4 separate regions of the Homo sapiens genome follow, and regions 1, 3 and 4 are each linked to region 2. The links are chromatin contacts, found by Hi-C in ENCODE. All regions are on one chromosome and are shown on one strand. Each heading gives the region's core, a stretch centred on a gene start or an enhancer-like site at or near the end of the contact. The rest is flanking DNA. Distances are from core to core; before and after follow the strand shown.

Evidence for each region. A loop is a pair of places that touch in the nucleus more often than their neighbours do. Pooled maps may share reads with other maps.
Region 1: a map of naive thymus-derived CD4-positive, alpha-beta T cell shows a loop between it and region 2 (7-fold over the local background). The contact joins the promoter of SLC4A7 here to the promoter of KAT2B in region 2. A Hi-C loop is called at or near these places in 1 of 168 maps with a recorded cell type or tissue (naive thymus-derived CD4-positive, alpha-beta T cell), 1 of 37 single-sample maps with no recorded cell type and 8 of 50 pooled maps.
Region 3: a map of naive thymus-derived CD4-positive, alpha-beta T cell shows a loop between it and region 2 (7-fold over the local background). The contact joins the promoter of ZCWPW2 here to the promoter of KAT2B in region 2. A Hi-C loop is called at or near these places in 1 of 168 maps with a recorded cell type or tissue (naive thymus-derived CD4-positive, alpha-beta T cell), 1 of 37 single-sample maps with no recorded cell type and 11 of 50 pooled maps.
Region 4: a loop to region 2 is called in a pooled map, with 6 times the contacts of the local background. The contact joins the enhancer-like site here to the promoter of KAT2B in region 2. A Hi-C loop is called at or near these places in 2 of 50 pooled maps.

What each region holds. Positions count from the first base shown.
Region 1 is chr3:27,482,835-27,485,709 of GRCh38, reverse strand. SLC4A7 (solute carrier family 4 member 7) reads left to right here and starts at 1,326. Exons shown (of 26, transcript NM_001321103.2): 1 at 1,326-1,643. The coding sequence starts at 1,584. RefSeq lists enhancers at 668-797, 1,276-2,052, 2,068-2,127, 2,158-2,367, 2,528-2,587 and silencers at 928-1,407, 1,438-1,797, 1,828-1,897.
Region 2 is chr3:20,039,071-20,041,812 of GRCh38, reverse strand. It overlaps KAT2B (lysine acetyltransferase 2B), which reads right to left and starts at 1,367. Exons shown (of 18, transcript NM_003884.5): 1 at 1,033-1,367. The coding sequence starts at 1,335. RefSeq lists enhancers at 1-55, 772-1,742 and silencers at 906-965, 1,166-1,295, 1,466-2,105.
Region 3 is chr3:28,347,430-28,350,129 of GRCh38, reverse strand. It overlaps ZCWPW2 (zinc finger CW-type and PWWP domain containing 2), which reads right to left and starts at 1,409. Exons shown (of 10, transcript NM_001040432.4): 1 at 927-1,409. AZI2 (5-azacytidine induced 2) reads left to right here and starts at 1,306. Exons shown (of 8, transcript NM_022461.5): 1 at 1,306-1,529. RefSeq lists enhancers at 700-779, 818-1,112, 212-1,192, 1,380-1,439.
Region 4 is chr3:27,359,326-27,362,248 of GRCh38, reverse strand. All of the region lies in intron 1 of NEK10 (NIMA related kinase 10), which reads left to right. Among named protein-coding and RNA genes, the nearest start is that of NEK10, 8.6 kb to the left of the region's middle. Within about 2 kb of position 1,553, at least 6 of the 41 ENCODE cell types and tissues checked have a DNase peak (open chromatin) inside an H3K27ac peak, as active enhancers do.

The DNA.
Region 1 (2,875 bases), core at 77-2,576, 7.4 Mb before region 2:
GAGTAGCTGGGATTACAGGTGCCTGCCACCATGCCTGGCTAATTTTTGTATTTTTAGTAGACACGGGGTTTCGTCATGTTGGTCAGGCTGGTCTCGAACTCCTGATCTCAGGTGATCCGCCCGCCTCGGCCTCCCAAACTGCTGTAATTACAGGCGTAAGCCACCGCGCCCGGCCAAATTTCTCATCTTTATGAAACACTCAAGAGAAACCTGTTAACAATAATGAAAATTATCAGCATGCTATGTGCCAGGCACTTTTATGAATATAAATCCCCTTAATCCTTCAATGAGCCTGCATGGCAGGTATTACAATCATCCCGTTACAGAAGGGATATTTGAGAGACGGCCTACAGGGTGGACTCAATAATGTGGCAGCTGGCCGGGTGTGGTGGCTCATGCCTGTAATCCCAGCACTTTGGGAGGCTGAGGCTGGTGGATCACCTTAGCTCAGGAGTTCGAGACCAGCCTAACCAACATGGTGAAACCCCGTCTCTACTAAAAATACAAAAAGTTGCCGGGCGTGGTGGCGCGCGTCTGTAGTCCCAGCTACTCAGGAGGCTGAGGCAGGAGAATAGCTTGAACCCAGGCAGCGGAGGTTGCAGTGAGCCGAGATCATGCCATTGCACTCCAACCTGGGCTGGTGCAAGACTCTGTCTCAAAAAAAAAAAAAAAAAAAAAAAAAGTGGCAGCTGTCGTGGTGCTCAGTGGGCGAGCAAGCACAGGAGGACACCTGGTCAAGTGTACCCCATCTTTCACGGTCCCTGAGTTGGGGTTCGTGCCTACTGGATTGACAGAAAAGAAACTTCCAGGAGTCGTGAAGACTCGTTAGTTGCTTCGGAGGGTTATCCTGGGCGTCCTTGACAGAGGTGGCGTCCTCCTTCCCTGCAGCCTCTAAAGAATGTAGTTAGGAGCCAAGGGAGGTGGTGACCCCCCACCCCATTGAGAACGTCAGGGGAGCTTCCGACTTGAAAAACTAGTTAGACGCTCAGCTTCGGTCAATTAAGCTTATACAAAGAGGGGCGGTGCGTCCTGAGGAGGTGGCACGGGGGAGGCGAGCGGAAGTCCGCCAGCCGCCGATTGGCTGGGACAAATGTCCGTCCCGCCTCCCTCCCGCCCCATCTCCCGGTGGCCTAGCGGCGCGGCCCGCGGGCGCGCTGAGGAGGCTGGCGGTGCCAGACTGGCAGGGGGCGTGACCCGAGGAGGCGGGGCGGGGGGGCGTGTCTTGCCTGGCCCCGGCGCCGGGCTCGTCACGGTTTGCGGCTCCGCCCCCGAACCCCTCCTCCTACGCGGCTCTCCTCCTTCCCGCTCGGTCCGCCGGTTCGCTCAGTTCTAGCTTCAGGTTCCACGCCGCGGCCTCGCTCTCCTACTAAAGCCAGCCCAGCAGTCGCAGCGCGCACACGCACGCCCCGCGTCTCCCGCGCCCGGCGCCCGGCTCTCCCCACGCGCGCACACCTCGCGCACGGACGCACCCACGTTTGTCCTCGCGCGCCGGGGGCTCGGCGGCGGCGGCAGGGGCAGCGGCAGAAGCAGGCAGACCGCGCGGGGCAGTACCGTAGCGGCCGTCACGGGCTGGCCGGCCGGCCATGGAGGCTGATGGGGCCGGCGAGCAGATGAGACCGCTACTCACCCGGGTAACGAGCAGGGTGAGGGCGCCGCGGCGGTGGGGCTCCTCCGCAGGGGGAGGGCGCGGGGCGAGGCAGACAAAGGCGGGGGGCGCGGCGGGCGTCGCGGCTCGGCCACCTCGTCCCAGGCCCGTCGCCCCTCCACCTCCCGGCGGCCGGCGCGCCTCGCCATCCCCTTTGTGTGGCGGCCTGGGGCGCGGGTGGGAGGGGGCCAGCGGCTGCGCTCGGGAGGCCCGAGTCGGGGCGGCCGGCGGCGCGCCGCGGGCATCCTCTGCGCGGCTCAGGCGGGACCCCGACATCCCCGCAGAGGCCGCCTGTGACCCCGACCATCCATCCCTTCCCTCAGCGCTCGCCTCCCCTGTTTCTTAGCGCGCTCCCCAGGCGGGGTCCCGGTTCCGGTTGCCTTGGCGCAGGAGTTTCAGATTAGCCCTCGAAAACCTATCTTTCTTCTCCTTCTAAGGAGGACGGCGGCTCCACCTGTCTCTAGCCCCAGGCAGTGGTGAAGAGCTGGTTGAATCTTTCCCCCTCTTTCCGAGTGTCCCCTCCCGCTCCGCGGTGCGCTTTGTTCGGTGAGTTCTCCGGCCGCGTGGACTGGCCGCGCTCCTTCCCGGCCAAGGCTCTTTCGCTGTTGCCTGCCGGGTCCGCCTTCTCCACTGGCTGGGACCCGGGGAGTATCCTCCTGCCGCAGGCCAAGTAGAAGGAGGAGGGTGTCCTGAGCTGTCTGGTGCTCCTTCTCTAACTCAGCTAGCAAGATCGCGTTTCCTACTGAGACTGGCTTTGATTTCAGGGTTAGAAGAGAATGGGGATGGACTTAAGGCCGGTGTTCCCATTTGTGATGATGGGTGAACGGCCCATGCTCAAGAAGCGGACTTCCTGCTTTCTTTAGAGCACATGCGTCCCCGCAGTTGTCTCTTTCTCCTTTCCAAGTTCGTGACTCAAAGGAGATGGAAGTATTCTAAATTTTCCTACTTCTAATTTTTACTATGCAACCAGCAAAGGCGGGAAGGTTGCAGGGAAAATTGTCCGGTCTTTCACAACTAAGAGGAAAATTACTTCTCCTATGTTTTTATTCAAGAGTTGTCTTTAAAACTGCCTGCCGGCTTTCCCTTTTAACTTTTAGGATTATAGTTAAGGTTATGGAAAGTAGTCATTCATTAGTTCAGTACGTTCATATAAGTTCTCTAACATAGAAGAAAACTCAGTCACCAGACAGTGAAGTCATTTAGCAGTGGTTATTGGAAGATAATTCACAG
Region 2 (2,742 bases), core at 118-2,617:
ATCTGGAATCTGGGAACTTGACCCTCTTTACAGCAGGCAGGAAGAATACAGGGAGGTGTGAGTGTGTGTGAGTGTGTCTCTTCCCTGCCTCAGCCACAGGCCGCAGGAGCTGACAAGGCCAAGTCCCCGCCCCCCTCAGCTGTCACCCTGTCAAAACAAAGCCGCTGCTGACAGCGCAGGGCCAGCCTGCCCCGCGGCCTCGGGCAATCCTCCCACCTCGGGAACACAGCCTCCACATCTGGATCTGCAGCTGGAGGTGACAGGGTGCCTAAACTGGCATGGAGAGTGGGTAGCAAGAAATGGGTGTCCTCAAACTGAGCAGTAGCGCCCGCCGCGCTGGGCTGTCACTTTGCCAAATCCTGTTTACACCTCGAGCAGCTGGGACAGCGTTTTAACTAAACAAGTAATAATACAATAATGACAGGGCTGTCACCGCGCGCGGCAGTGCCTCCGCCCCCAGCCGAGGGCGCCAGGCACCACAAGACCCTCGCCTCGGACTCTGCCCACCTTCCCACCCCGCGCTTTCCTCCCCTTCGCTTTCCCAAAGCGCCAGGAGTCCGGGAGTCTTCTCCACCCCCACTCCTTGCACCCAGTTCCTCCCAGTGGGACACAGGAAGGGATCGATTGCAGAAGGGACCACTCAGTCCCCCAAAAGATTTTTCCTTGCCCCTGGGTCACCCGCCACATGGAGAGCACCGCTCCACTCCCGGGAAAGTGACTCCAGCGAGCTCCTACAGAGCAACAAAACCCCAAGGTAGCCCGGGAGCTCGGATGCCGAAGCTACTCCTTTCAAGCGGAAGGAATGAAGGGCTCTCCGTCTTAGTGATCCCCCTTCTTCAAACCCAGCAGGACTCTTATCCAAGAAGAAGCTAATTGGGCGCGGGCGACAAGAGCACTTCCGCGGTGCAGCGGCCCCAGGCGGGAGGCGAGAGGCAGGAGGCGGGAGGCGGAGGTGGAAGCGGGAGGGGGAGGGGGGTCCCGCGGGCTGGGCCCCTAGCACCCATCCGCGGTCCGAGAGCGGCGAGCGCGTACCTTGCAGGCGGAGTACACTCCGAGTTTCTCCAGTTTCTTGGCCCGCGGAGCGGAGCGTAGTTGCGCTTTCTTCACGGCGATTCGGGCCGAGCCACCGCCTCCCGGTCCTTCGGCCGTGCCCGCTGCAGCCACTGCCGTCGCCGGACCGCAGGCGCCCGAGCCCCCGGCGGCAGCGGCGCAGGGGGAGCCCTGCGGGGGCGCGGGCGGAAGCGCCGCAGGCTGCGGGGGCAGCGCCCCGGGCCCGGCCCCTGCCCCGGCTCCTGCCCCGCAGCCGCCCGGCCCGGCCCCGCCAGCCTCGGACATGCCGCCCCGGAGCACGGCAGGAGGCGCCGAGTGTCAGGCGCCGCCGCCGCCGCCAGGGTCTCCCTCTCGGGCTCTGGTAGTCGGGAGAGCGAGACCCTCCCCCCACGCCCTCCCGCCCCCTTCGCCCACCCCCCTCCCCGCCCCCGCCCTCCCCCTAGCGCGCCGCTCGCCCGGCTCGCTCTGGCCGGGCCCCGCGCGCTGATGGTGGTGGCGGCGGCGGCAGCGGCGGCAGCTGCTCCCCCAGGAGGGAGGGGACTAGCGGCTCCGCTGCCGCTGCCGCCGCCGCCACAGCACACGCCCTCCCTTGGTTCTCCTGCCCGGGACTCTGCTCCGCGCCCTGGCTGCGGACATGTTCCTCGGGACTGCGGACTAGGTGTGCGTGCCGGCGGCTGCCAGCCTCACGGTGTCTGCCAGCGCTGGGAGGCCCCCCACGGCCTCTTTTCCGCTGCCCGCGGGGTTTGCACCCCCCACCCCAGTGCTTCGACACCTACCGCTCGCCCGCCAGGGGGCGAGGCCAATCCCTGGGTGTGGGTGAGGGTGGGGACGAGGGTGGGGGTAGGGGCCTGGAGCCCAGGCACCTGCTGGCCACCTCCCCCCTCCGCGGCCCCCCATCCGACCCCCGCACGCCTGCACCAGTGGGAGGGGGCAGCCTCTCAATCATTTGTCCTTTCACTCTCTTCCACCCTGTCTCTGACAGAGAGACAACTTCCTCCACCCTAGCGGGAGCCAGAGGAAAAAAAATATATTTTTGAAAAGTACCCGTCCATGCTAATCTTTTTCTTTGTTGCTAATTCACCAAAATAAAGACGTGATGTTCTCCCTTTCTCTTTTTAAATACTTTCTGTCAAACTATTTTTTAATATAATTAACACTTTCTTCCCATAGCAATTTCTGGGTCAAATCTGCCGGAGGAGGGGAAAAAAACTTACTATTCTCTGTAATTTTTGTTTGAAAGTGCTGGTTGCTAAAAGAAAGATTGTCTAAAAAGCATTGTCAAAAACTATGCAGTGGAAAAAGTTTGAATACAAAAAGTTTGTTAACAGGATTCGTTTCTGGGTGGTGGTTCTATAACGTTACGTAGTTTTCAAAATTGTGCCACCGCGTGCGTATTAACCAGGAAAAAGATATAAGCATAATTCAAAAGAATAAATATCGATTTTGGCCTCAAACTTTAAAAAGAAAAAAAAAACCCTCAACTCAGTGTTTCCAACTCTTGTTGAAAACTGTTGTTTTCACTGTTGATGACTGTGGAGCATACAAGTCAGTGCTGCGTTTGAAAGTGGTGTACCGTTGATCGCCTTCTTAAGCAGGTTTTAAAAGCCCAGGGCTTTTTCTCAGGACCCTTCAGAAGTGCCCTACTTTTTGTTATATGCAATGTGGGTCATAATGTGCTTATTATCAGATTTT
Region 3 (2,700 bases), core at 160-2,659, 8.3 Mb before region 2:
GGACTGATACTTGCTCAAAATATTAAAAACACTGCTCTCTTCCATTCTCCAGCCCAGTAAATTGAAGCAAATCGTTTCCTTTCTCAACGATAACATTAACACAGATTTCTAAGTATTTTTAGAAATGTCATAAAACTTCAACTTGTGGTCTTTGTTCCTAACAGCTATAAATTTTCACTTAAATCTAAACCAAAAAAGACAATAAAAAAACCAACAACAATAAAAACGAATTTTCATATAAACCCTTGAGTGAAATCCATCCTATTGGGCTGACAGTTGGGCTGATAGTTAAGCGGACAGATGACAAAATACTACTTTAAGGGGGTGGTGAGTAATGTCCGTATTGCTAATCGGCGGTTAGTGACGTTAAATTTTCTATAATTATTGTTCCTTGTTTATTTGTTTATTTAACCAATAATACCTTAGAGTTACAGGGGTTCCACCTGGCTGCGACCTTCAATGACTAATTAATTCAACTACTTGTGACTCCACAGCTAGGGACGGTCTATCATCTAGAAATAACCAAGGTGGTGGCAACTCCAGGGAAGCCGGGCGCAACTCCAGTACTCTGGCATCTTCTCCCTGTCTCTCATTCCATAAATTGAGCAGTGTGCTAGAAGTCGTGGTGTCGTTTGTGAATAATTACAGACCCCTACGCAATTCGTCGAGCTTGTGCCTCAAGTGATCGCCTGAGGGCTTGCAAGTAGTTTAGAAAACAGAGGCTACAGAGGAACGGCTTCTAACAGACTTCCCAGTTCCCAGCCACGTCAGCTCGTAAGCCTGTAACAGCGCTACTGAGCCGAGCCAGCACGCACCACACGGCCCGGGGACCCCCCAAAAGGACACTGAGTGAAAAAGACGCACCAGAGGGCGCCCCTGAAGGGGGACCTCGGCCCAACAGACAAGACGGCTGGTAACGCTCTTACCTAACTCCACTCCGCCTCCGCCTCCTGGCGTCCCGCGGCCCCGCCCCGTCCCGCCGCGGAGGCTCACGGGACATGTAGTACGCCGCGCGCCACTCCTGCACTTCCCCACCCCCACGACCGAACCTGGCTTCGCTAACGCCCTCCCAGCTCCCTCGGGCCTGACTTCCGGTTTCCTCGCGCGTCCCTGGCGCCGAGCCCGCGGACAGCGGCAGCCCCTTTTCCGGCTGAGAGCTCATCCACACTTCCAATCACTTTCCGGAGTGCTTCCCCTCCCTCCGGCCCGTGCTGGTCCCGACGGCGGGCCTGGGTCTCGCGCGCGTATTGCTGGGTAACGGGCCTTCTCTCGCGTCGGCCCGGCCCCTCCTGCCTCGGCTCGTCCCTCCTTCCAGAACGTCCCGGGCTCCTGCCGAGTCAGAAGAAATGGGACTCCCTCCGCGACGTGCCCGGAGCAGCTCCCTTCGCTGTGGAAGCGGCGGTGTCTTCGAAGAAACCGGAAGCCCGTGGTGACCCCTGGCGACCCGGTTTGTTTTCGGTCCGTTTCCAAACACTAAGGAATCGAAACTCGGCGGCCTTGGGGGCGGCCCTACGTAGCCTGGCTTCTGGGTGAGTGACTCGCCAGGGACGGGTGGAGGATAGGGATGCGGGCAATGCCGCGGCCAACCTCCGTAGCTGTTGCCGGTCCAAAAAGACACGTCATTTTTTTCTCACTCCCTCCCGCGCCCCCTCCTTTGACTAGGGAGCGGCCCACTCCTGGGCATCCCTTTCCCCAGTCACCCCCACACCCAGCTGTCCACACCCTTTCCCCTGTCACCCTCACCCCCAGCTGTCCAGGCCCTTCTTGGTCATTCACTTCTCTAATTACTCCTTTTCTTTTCGTACTCTTACTGGGGCGCCTTCAGTTTTTTTTCATTCATTGAGACTGCTAAATGCTTCTTTCCGATACAAATTATCGGAAAGAAAAGAGGGACATTGGCTAGGACGGTACTCCCTGGGGCATCTGAGTGGTGAATATCGACCCCCTGCACTTGATCGAGGGCTAACAGGTATTCGTCGTTTCTCCAATGTCTAACCTGTATACGGTATTCATTCCAGCCTTCGGCTGTTTGTTGAGTAACTACTACTACGTGCAAGGTAGGCTGACACCCTCTACACAAAAGAAACCCCAATACTCGAAAGCGAGATAAAATACCCACGAAAACTCTAGTACAAATCAAACCATCAGTTGCTCCAAGAGGTGATGGAAATTTGCTAAGGTGATCAAAGACAGACGTACCAGAATTAAAATTGACCCTTGCGCCTTATGTGTAGAAGACATTTTGGTTTTTAGATTGGAATTTCAAATTGGATTGAGCAAGATCTCAAGGCAGAATTTCATTTCTCTAAAAACGCCATATCTCATTGCCCAATCTTGTGATCATTTCATCATCTGTAAATTGAGAACAGTGCATCCTTTACAGGATATTTCCAAATTTTAATGTGATATTGTTTGTAAGCCAGACATCTTACGCAAGTAGAAGGTTTTAATATTAAAGAGACAGCATAACATAATGGGAAATGACACTGGATTAGGTCAGAACACCAGTATCTGAATGCTGATTTTTCCATTTACTTGACAATGGGTAAGAGGCTAAACTTTTTCTTCATTTTCCTTATCTCTGAAATGGGTGTAATACATACTCTAAGGCACCAAAGCATAGTTTCTAAGAGTTATGCTGGCTCTGGAGTCAGCTGCCTGATTTTCATTTCTGGCTCCCCTACTTTCTAATGTTTTCAT
Region 4 (2,923 bases), core at 304-2,803, 7.3 Mb before region 2:
TCTACTCACTGTGTCCTCAAGCCACTTTCAGCATCTTGCCTGCATCCCTGTGTTCACTGGCCAGGCCCGTTGTTCACCCCCCTGCCCATCCTTCTGGACCTTCTTCAAGTTCACAGTTCACAAAATCTTTCTATAATCTTTCCTCTGATTTCATTCAGTTTATAATCTCATTTGGACATTTTTTTCTGCTTTTTGACACTTCTAGTGTTCTTATTTAATCCATTGTATTTGCCTAAACCATTAAAAAATGTCTTCTTTTACAAAGAGACATTATCAGCAATTTCATATGCTTTACCCTACATATTTATGATTTCCCACACACATTGGATTGTAAAGAGATTTTTTTTTTTTGTAGTGCCCAGTGGTCTTGTGCACAGTCAGAGCACAGTAAATAATAAAATGCACTTGAAATAAAATGTTATTAGATGAAATTCAATTTTATTTTATAGCTCAGAAAGTACTTCTAGTTTTTGCAGCGCCACCAAACATATGAACATCAATTTGTTGATTCAGTCTTCTCTTCACTTGTGAAAGTTCTAGGGGTTTGGGTTGAATCTGTACTTACTTTATTACTTATTACAATGATGGTTAACTATTTTATTGGAAGACATTATGAACCATGTCTTATTCAGTGTTGTATCCTCAGTGCCTGGCATATACTAGGGACTCAATAAATATTTCTTGGAGTAATGAATAAATATAATTCTCACCTTTCTGTTTCTCACAAAATCAGGAAATAGAATATACTCATATTCTATTTGGGGTCAATGAGAAAAGAGAAATTTAGTGTGCTACTTTAGTTATTTTTGTTGACGGGTTAATATAAATTCTTCCTTCACATCATCTGGACCTTTTTTCCTCTTTTCAATATTGCTGCTTAATATGTAAGTCTCAGGTTCATTTGCTCTAACACAGGCACATTGTAAACCATATGATGAGTAGAATTGGATGCTGTAGCAGCTACGCAAGGCACAGACATAGCATACCACAAATATCATTATGCAATGACAATGGAGGGGATCCACAGAACCTACATTTATATCTGCAGATTTCCCTTTACAATAAAAGATATAAGTTGGAATGAGAATAAATCAGAAAATAGGGAGGTTATAGTGGTATCTGTTGTCACATATTCTAGTTAATTTTGGAGCAGCCCTCAGACCAACATGGGCCAGTATTAGCCAGAGGAAAATGAAAATCAGCACTTAAAGGAGTGTCCATCATCATAGCAGGTGGTCAGTAACTATTTCGAGGATTAAGTGGGAGAGGGTTAGAATACTATTAGAATTCTTGGTTCTTTTTATCCCCAAGTGCTTGTTTACATATAAAATAGAAAATTGCTTAAAGTATTGACTATTTGCGCAAGGAAGGTGGCAAATGTACTGACTCAGGAGCAAGGCCATGATAATAATGCTTGTCCTTAGCTGACGACACACTCCTGCCCTTGGAGATTCTGTACCAACCGTGTCTTTGTTTACCACTCTATGATGATTAAAACACACCACCTACATATTTCACATGAGTGAACCAGGATGAATGAATGGATGTTTGCAAGCACCCCAGGGTCCAGGAGGTGAAGTTATGCAAACATCAGTTGTTGTTATATCACCCTCTGCCCTTGGCTAAGGGCCAATATCAACAAGTTCTCTTTTTCCCATCTGCCTTAGAGTTTTCCATGAAGATTTAGATCCTGAAGGTGAAGTGCGCTTTGTTCTCCTTCACTCCTAAAGATGCAGTGTGGCCTTTGACACATTTTTCCTCTCTGGGTCTTAATTTCCTCCTCTAGTAGAAGGGAGCTGAATCATGGTCTGCAACTGGTGACCTATACATTTGTTTTGTTATTTTGTGCAAGTGTCTTTTCTTGTTTTGCTTCATTTTTTATGTGCTTTTGAATCCCTCTTGGGAGAATGTGCCTTCTCATGTGTGACCGAAGCTCTACCACTCTCTACACCTCTCTTCATTCATTTACATTCTGTTCTTGGGCCTGGAGGGTGTTAGACGTCCTGATACTGCATGTTCTCTGAGGTTTATTCTTGTCATAGCTGTCTCTTTTCTGCTAACTCCACATATAGTTCCCATTGAAGAACAATAACAATGTAATATAAGGGATAAAATCAAGACAACAGTTTAGACTAGAGAACCAGATGTCCTTTTTAAACTGTAATGGGTATTAGCAAGTTATGTTTCTTACAGGATTTCCTCAACTTTTTGCTCACCTTATTTTGAAAATGTGTGTGTGTTTATTTTCCAGCAATTTGACCAATTTAACTTGACATTTTCTGTGGAGGATTTATAGTTTTCTAAAGCATACATAATTTGAAAAGTCCAAGCACTGTATATTTGTGAGATTTAGTGCAAATATTCTTTGCAAAAAGAAAATTGTTTCTTTATTCTCAAAGCACTTTAACTACATAAACTGCTGAAGTGGTGAATACATTTTAAGTGTGTATTTTGAAATAATTTTAGACGTAACATAGAAACTGCAAAAACAGCACAGAATTCCCATATACCCTTCACTCAGCTTCCCTTAATGTTGACATTTGTCATCACCATGTTACAGTCATCAAAACTGAGAACTAAACATTTAACCAGTGCATTTTAACATGTTTGTCTTATCTCTGGCTGCTCTATGTGACTTTTTATCTTATTTTAACTACTTTTCTCAAAGAATCACTATTAGAGGAATTTTTAGAAAAATATCTACAGTAAAGGAATTAGAGAAATGATTTTCCATTTTGTACTTCTAGTTAGTTATGGGGCTGAAAGTTCTCTAAATTCTTTTAATATGTCCCTTTGAAAACAGACAGAACTGTAACTTGTCATCTAAAATGAAAGGTTAATCATTATTCATCAGAAGAAACAGAGACTTCTTGTCAGTACAGGAAGTTCTAACTTCCTTTTGTGGTAGGGTTCATTGCAGTTT